Regions from separate parts of the Homo sapiens genome. Here region 1 is linked to region 2. The links are chromatin contacts, found by Hi-C or POLR2A ChIA-PET in ENCODE. All regions are on one chromosome and are shown on one strand. The core of a region is the stretch at or near the end of the contact, and the rest is flanking DNA. Distances in the headings are between cores, read along the strand shown.

Evidence for each region. Hi-C counts contacts between places; a loop is a spot of excess contacts on that map. ChIA-PET counts read pairs that join two places held with the same protein, here RNA polymerase II (POLR2A). Pooled maps may share reads with other maps.
Region 1: a loop to region 2 is called in a map of endothelial cell of hepatic sinusoid, with 13 times the contacts of the local background. The contact joins two enhancer-like sites. A Hi-C loop is called at or near these places in 17 of 168 maps with a recorded cell type or tissue (CD14-positive monocyte, GM11168, HepG2 and 11 more), 5 of 37 single-sample maps with no recorded cell type and 11 of 50 pooled maps. POLR2A ChIA-PET finds 5 or more read pairs at or near these places in 22 of 52 experiments (AG04449, B cell, CD4-positive, alpha-beta T cell and 17 more).

Annotation. Positions count from the first base shown.
Region 1 is chr19:19,419,570-19,422,580 of GRCh38, forward strand. All of the region lies in intron 1 of GATAD2A (GATA zinc finger domain containing 2A), which reads left to right. Among named protein-coding and RNA genes, the nearest start is that of MIR640, 14 kb to the right of the region's middle. RefSeq lists an enhancer at 1,293-1,352. Within about 2 kb of position 1,251, at least 4 of the 41 ENCODE cell types and tissues checked have a DNase peak (open chromatin) inside an H3K27ac peak, as active enhancers do.
Region 2 is chr19:19,459,553-19,463,065 of GRCh38, forward strand. The region is part of intron 1 of GATAD2A (GATA zinc finger domain containing 2A); the gene reads left to right. Among named protein-coding and RNA genes, the nearest start is that of MIR640, 26 kb to the left of the region's middle. RefSeq lists enhancers at 288-582, 479-698, 1,009-1,128, 1,459-1,598, 2,722-3,503. Within about 2 kb of position 2,244, at least 6 of the 41 ENCODE cell types and tissues checked have a DNase peak (open chromatin) inside an H3K27ac peak, as active enhancers do.

The sequences.
Region 1 (3,011 bases), core at 1-2,500, 41 kb before region 2:
GCAGTGGTGCAATCTCAGTTCACTGCAGCCTCCGCCTCCCAGGTTCAGGTGATTGTTGTGCCTCAGCTGCTCGAATAGCTGGGATTACAGGCACAAGCCACCATGCCCAGCTAATTTTTGTATTTTAGTAGAGATGGGGTTTTGCCATGTTGGCCAGGCTGGTCTTGAACTCCTGACCTCAGGTGATCCGCCTGCCTTGGCCTCCCAAAGTGCTGAGACAGGTGTAAGTCACCGCCCTGGATGATGCCTACCTACATCTTTGGTAGAGGAAGTTTTCCCAGAGCCTTGGGAAGGATCCAGTCCTAGGACCGTCTCAATCAGATTGTTCTCAATGGTACAGCGGTTCAGGTTTGAGCCTGGGCCTAGGAGGTGGCTGACCTGGGTCTGGATTCCCATCTGACTTATTAAGTGTGTGACCTTGGGCAACCATCTTGACTTTTTTTTTTTTTTTTTTTTTTTGAGACAGAGTCTCACTCTGTCACCCAGGCTGGAGTGCAGTGGTGTGATCTCAGCTCACTGCAACCTCTACTTCCCAGGTTCAAGCGATTCTCCTGTCTCAGCCCCCTGAGTAGCTGGGATTATAGGCACGCACCACTATATCCAGCTAGTTTTTTTTTTTTTTTTTTTTTTTTAAGTAGAGACGGGGTTTCACCATGTTGGCCAGGCTGGTCTCGAACTCCTGACCTCAGGTGATCCGCCCGCCTCGGCCTCCCAAAGTGCTGGGATTACAGGCGAGAGCCGTCGCGCCCAGCCCATCTTGACTTTTTTTTTTTTTTTTTTGATACGGGGTCTCGCTCTGTCACCCAGGCTGGAGTGCAGTGGCGCGATCTCGGCTCACTGGAAGCTCTGCCTCCCAGGTTCCCGCCATTCTCCTGCCTCAGCCTCCCAAGTAGCTGGGACTACAGGCGCCCGCCACCACGCCTGGCCAATTTTTTTTTTTTTTGGTATTTTTAGTAGAGATGGGGTTTCACTGTGTTAGCCAGGCTGATCTCGATCTCCTGACCTCGTGATCCGCCCGCCTTGGCCTCCGAAAGTGCTGGGATTACAGGTGTGAGCCACCGCGACCAGCCCCATCTTGACTTTTTTTAACCTCGGTTTTCTCTTCTGTCAGGTGTGGATATCGGCGGTAGTCCCTTGCATGAAGTGCTGATAACAGTGTGGGTTCCATCGTGTGAAGTGTGGGTACGATGACAGTCCCTCGTGTGAGTGTGGGTATGATGACAGTCCCTCGTATGAGTGTTGGTATGATGACAGTACCTCGTTCTGTGGTTATGAGGATTAAATGAAATCAGGCATGTAACGTGTTGGCACATTGCCTGGCACCAAATAAAGAATTCAGTAATTGTTAGCCACTGTTTCCTCTTTCAGTAACAAAACCTCTTGTCAACATATTAGAGATGATTCTCTTGGTGTCCCCAAAGTTTTCAGAAGTGCGCTTTTCTCTAGCAGTTTGAATCCAGGTGCCTAGCGGTAACTTTCTCCGTTGAGGGTCAGGTCCTCCCCATCCTGCCTCAGCAATGCCCGACGGACAATGGGGGAGGCCTGGACTGTGAGGATGCACGAGCAGTCCCATTCTGGGGACAGAGACAAGCAGGGCCTGGCTTGGCTGCATGTTAGTGCTGGCATAGGGGTTAGGTAGGGTCTGGATCTGCTTGAGGTGGCTTGAGATAGAGGGAGGGAGGGCCAGGGAGGTGAGGGCAGTAGGCCTCCTTGGAGGAAGAGAAGGCTGGCCCAGTGAAAGCCAGTTGAATGGATGAGTGAACTAACGCCCCTGCCCCTATGGCCCTGCCCCTCCTCACCCCTTCTGGCCTGTACTGTCCCTTCGCCTGTCCATACCAGTTTCCCAGGGCATGTCTTGCATGTAGGTTGGGTTGTCTAGGCAGCGCTGTGCTTCAGTGACACTTTGTGGTTGACTTGGGACCCTGACCACACTGAGAGCAGCGCGCTTCTCTGGGTTGGATGGCTGGGTTCTCAAGGACCAACGGCTTAGAATTGTGGAGGGTGGAGTGTGTCCCGGCCCTGTGTTTGTTTGCCTGCCTGCTGACATGAAGCCTGATGTGTGCAGCCACTCTACTGTGTGCGAGGGAAGAAAGACATCCTAGTCCGTGTTGGACATGGGCTCTGTGTGGCAGAGTTCAGCCTCTTGTGGGGCCCCGTCTTACTCTGGGGGTGATGCAGGTAAAGTCTGCTGAGGACCTAGCCTAAGGCTGTGTAGTCTGACAGATTTCTTCAGACCTTCTCTCTCTTTTTTTTTTTTCTTCTTTTTTGAGACAGAGTCTCACTCTGTTGCCCAGGCTGGGAGTGTGCAGTGGTGCAATCTTGGCTCACTGCAACCTCCACCCCCTGGGTTCAAGCAGTTCTCCTGCCCCAGCCTCCCACGTAGCTGGGATTACAGGCTCCCACCACCATGCCCAGCTAATTTTTGTATTTTTGGTAAAGACTAGGGTTTCACCATGTTGGCTAGGCTGATTTCGAACTCCTAACTTCAGGTGATCTGTCCTCCTTGGCCTCCCAAAGTGCTGGGATTACAGGCGTGAGCCACTGCACCCAGCCAGACCTTCTTATTTTTAGGCAGTGATTCTAGTGAAATTTACATTGTTCTTTATAACATATCAGCATTTTCATACTGAAGCCTCTTCCCAGCAAGGAAAACGCCATTTGAGGCAGAAACAGCAAGCATATTTCAAGGCTCTGGGATTGCTTGCTTCCCACCGCAGGAGGCAGGCGGTTTGGCCTTTGCTATCTGGCTCCTCTTGGAGCAGGGTTCCCCAGGTGCCAGCCCCCACCAGCACAGTTTTTCTCTCTGCTTGCTCCCTGGAAGCTGGCTGTTGGGCCACACAAGCAGAACTCCTCCTAGCTGGCAGAGCCCCACGTCCACCTGGCACCTGCTTTCCCCAAGCCTCGGTGTCCCTTCTGTGACATCTAAGACTTCAGGGAGGCATTGCTTCCTCCATCTTGGCCTCAGTTTATCCTGTAAGGGCTGGGGATAGTGGTGAGGACAGTTGACAGTT
Region 2 (3,513 bases), core at 994-3,493:
GTTCTTAAAGAAAAAAGTTTGGGTTGACTGTTTAGAATTTGAGAGTCTCTATCTAGCATGTGGCACAGAGGGTAGATAATTTAAGCTGCATGGACATCTTTGATAAACACTGTGGAAGAAGGGGCAGTGGCATCCTCTCTTGGCCCACTGAAGCTTCTGTGTCCATCTTGTGTCCTTGGTCCTGTGGTTGATTGACAGACCTCTCCCCTGGCCCATGGCCAGCCAGCGTGTGTGTGATGGAGCTGAGACCAAGTCTCTGTTCCCTGCTGTGTCTAGTTGTAGGAGCTGACTGCTTGGAACACCTTTCTGTCTCTCAAGTTAAGTTGTATCTCTCGTACTTGGCCTTAATGAAGTTTGACATTGAGAAGTCCAGAGCTGCTGTTTCCGGTGTGGCTTCCTTCCGGAATGAGTCCTAGTCACTGTTACTCAGAGATGTGCGTCAGGAAGTGGCTCGGGCCACAGTTCTGAGCAGATGGAGGTGTCTGTTCTGCATGGGAAAGAAGTATGCTTGTCAGGCAGGCTCTGCCAATGCCAAAACTTGGCCCACCTATTCTCTCCTTACCCCCTCAACAGGTCCTTCTGGGCCACAACAAGGTACCCTGGTTTGACTCTTAGGAAGTGGGAGAGCCACTGAAGGGGGTACAGATCCAGGATGTGGCTTTGGGAGCTTCCTCGGGCTATGCTGCCGGGAGGAGAGTAGACAGGGGTTCTGGGTCCAGAGGCCCATCTGTGCTGTGCATCAATCTGTGTGAAGGGCAGGGCCACAGGGGCGCTCTGGAGGTGGGCACCTGGGCGCAGGCTTGCTGCAGCTGTGTGCCTACAGGGTCCTTGTGTCTTGAGTGTTGGGCGCAGCTCACAGCTAGCGAGGCTAGCACCTGGACCCCGTTGTCATCATCTGACTCAGCACTGGTTGCTTCATGGGCCCTTCTTCCTTCCTGATAGGAAGAGGTGCCCTGAGGTGCCCTGTGCCTCCTGAGGACAGTGGCTGCCCCCAGGTTCAGGGCTCTGCTCCTCAGCATCTCCGTGGGGCTCATCGTGGGCCTCGCACTCAGCACATCCGAACTGTAGCCCAACCTTCCTTCCTCAAATCTGCTCCTCCCCATCTCAGAAAAGCCAGCCCCACTGGTCCAGTTGCTCAGGCAAAAACAAGTGAAAGAAAGCAACCCCCTCCGGAGTGCCCCAACTCCCCTCTGCTCTGTCCCCTTCCCCAGTGTAGCTGCACCATAGGAACCGCTCCCCTGCCCTGCAGTCCTCCAGCCAGGTGATCCTTTAGAGCAAGCCAGATTCCTCCCCTCCGGCCTGGGCCAGTGCTTCCCCCAGCACATGTCTCCGCTCAGGCCCTGTCTCCTTCAGGGCTGGCTTCCGGTGCCGCCCGTTCCACCCAGCCCCCGTCCCTCTGTGTGCTCTGACTGCCCCGTGCTCTGCCTCGTGTCCCCACAGCACCGTCACCAACACCCTCTGTCATTTCGCTCGTTTTCCAGCATGGGGGTGGATGGTGTTCCCTCTGTCTTGTTCACCACTGAGTCCCCAGCCCACAGTGGAGGCTCGGTGAGCTGCTGTCGGGTGAGGAGGCAGAAAGACGCCTAAAATCCACCGTTAAGAGCATCAGCCCTGCTGCTCCCGCCAGTGCTTTAACCCACTTACTGCGAAGCCTCACTTTCTTCCTGTCTGAAATAAGGGTGTTACTATGGGTATGTTAGTGATGGGTGCCACAGATGGCATTTTATGGTAGAGTTAGTATTAGCATTGTGATCTCAGGGGTTTGGTTTTATGATTTGTGTCATGTACTTAATTTCTCTTTTAATTATCAAGAGATGCGTACTGGCCTGGTGTGCCAGAAGTGTGCTGGGTGCCTTCTGTTTGTCCCCCAAGTCCTCTTTAAGAGTTCTGGTTCCTGCCACAGCATCAGTCAGCCTTTTGGAATTGTTCTAGAACATGTTTTCTGCCTGAGGCTCTCAGGCCAGTTGGATGGTGGCATTTTACGAAAATAAAGCAGCATTCCTATCTGCCCTAAAGCCCATGGAGGTGCTCCCGGTCAGAGCTGCGCTGTACCTGTGTGGGGTCTCTAGTGTGGCTGGAACCTGTCCTTTTTGGCCCCTAGTTGAGGAAGAGCTGGGCTACGCCCCCACCACCTGCCAGCCCAGTGTGTGCGGGACGTATCAGAGGAGACCGATGCCCACTCAGCCTTGCTGGTGCTGCTCATCTGTGCTGGCTTGCAGTCCGGCCTGGGGTGTTTGGAGAGAGTGAGGAGGAGGGTGAGGCTGACCTTCAACCTTGTGTCTCAGGCAGCCCTGGCAGCCTCAGTGCTCTCCTCTTTCAAATGGGCACACTGCTGTTGGGATCTGTCTGTGCAGGCAGCAGCCGGCAGAGGATCTCAGCCCCCAGGACGGGGCTACTCTCCATGCACTGGCAGCTCCCGCACAACCCTTGCCTGGAACTTCCGCCACCGGAGCTGCCTTCCCCTCACTCTCCCCTGTCACTGGGAATTTTGAAATGAATCCTCATTTGCCAGTCAGGGTGACCTAGCCTCTTCACCTACTTTTAGGAAGTGTTCTAATGTACCCCCCACTGCTCTTTGCAGGAGTCATCTGTCGCGCTTTCTTCTTCCTGACAACTTTGCTCCTGGGTCTGTGCTTGCTGTGCGGTGGCCGCCAGCCCTGTTGTGCTGGGGGCACTAGTCCCGCTTGCTTCGAGGAGGGAGGAGCCACTCCTTACTGGCACCTGCCCTCCCCAGGAGCAAGTGTCCTGTGGTGGCCGAGGATTGGCCAGTAGCAGGCCCTGCGTCATTGGTCTTGGCAGTGGAGGAGGCTCCTGCCAAAGGAGCCCCCTGCACTCGGGGGCTGGCCCCACCCCCTCCAGCTGTGCCTGTCCTTCCTGAGGTGGGGGAGGGGTGCCGCAGGGCCCCGCCCCGCAGTGGCCTGCCTCTGGGAGGCACAGGCATAGGGCAGGCGGGCGCTGTGAGGCCAGCCGTCAGTGCCGGGCCTGGGATTGGCAGAGTTCCAGGCCTTAGGCTTCATAGTGAGCTGCTGTGCACCTTGAGTACACGCCAGCCAGCCCTCTGCTGAGGACCCTGACCTGCTACCACAACAGGGGGCCCAACAAGAGAGGTCTCTGGGGCTGGAGGGAGCAGCTCTGCTGGGCACCTGAGGCCCTGCTCCATCCTGCATCTCTCAGAACCTCTGGGTAGCCTCTGGTCCTATACCAGTGAGAACGAAGTGAGGCCACACAGGCACGGCCCCCCTGATCTGGCTGTCAGTTCCACCTTGTCCATGTGGGCTGGAGCAGCTTCGAGAACTCATTCAGGGTCTTGGGTTCAAATGGGCTTCATGGAACTGAGCCCAGAGCTTACAGGGTGGGAGGCTGTGCTGGGAGGGGCCCTGCCTGGCTGGAACAGGGGCAGAGTGGGGAGCATGGGGGTTTCTTTGAGTCACAGGGAAGGGTGCTATGTCCTGGAGGTGGAGGTGCATTCTCCCTGTCCACCTGGGGACCTCATCCCCAACAGTAGTTATAAGG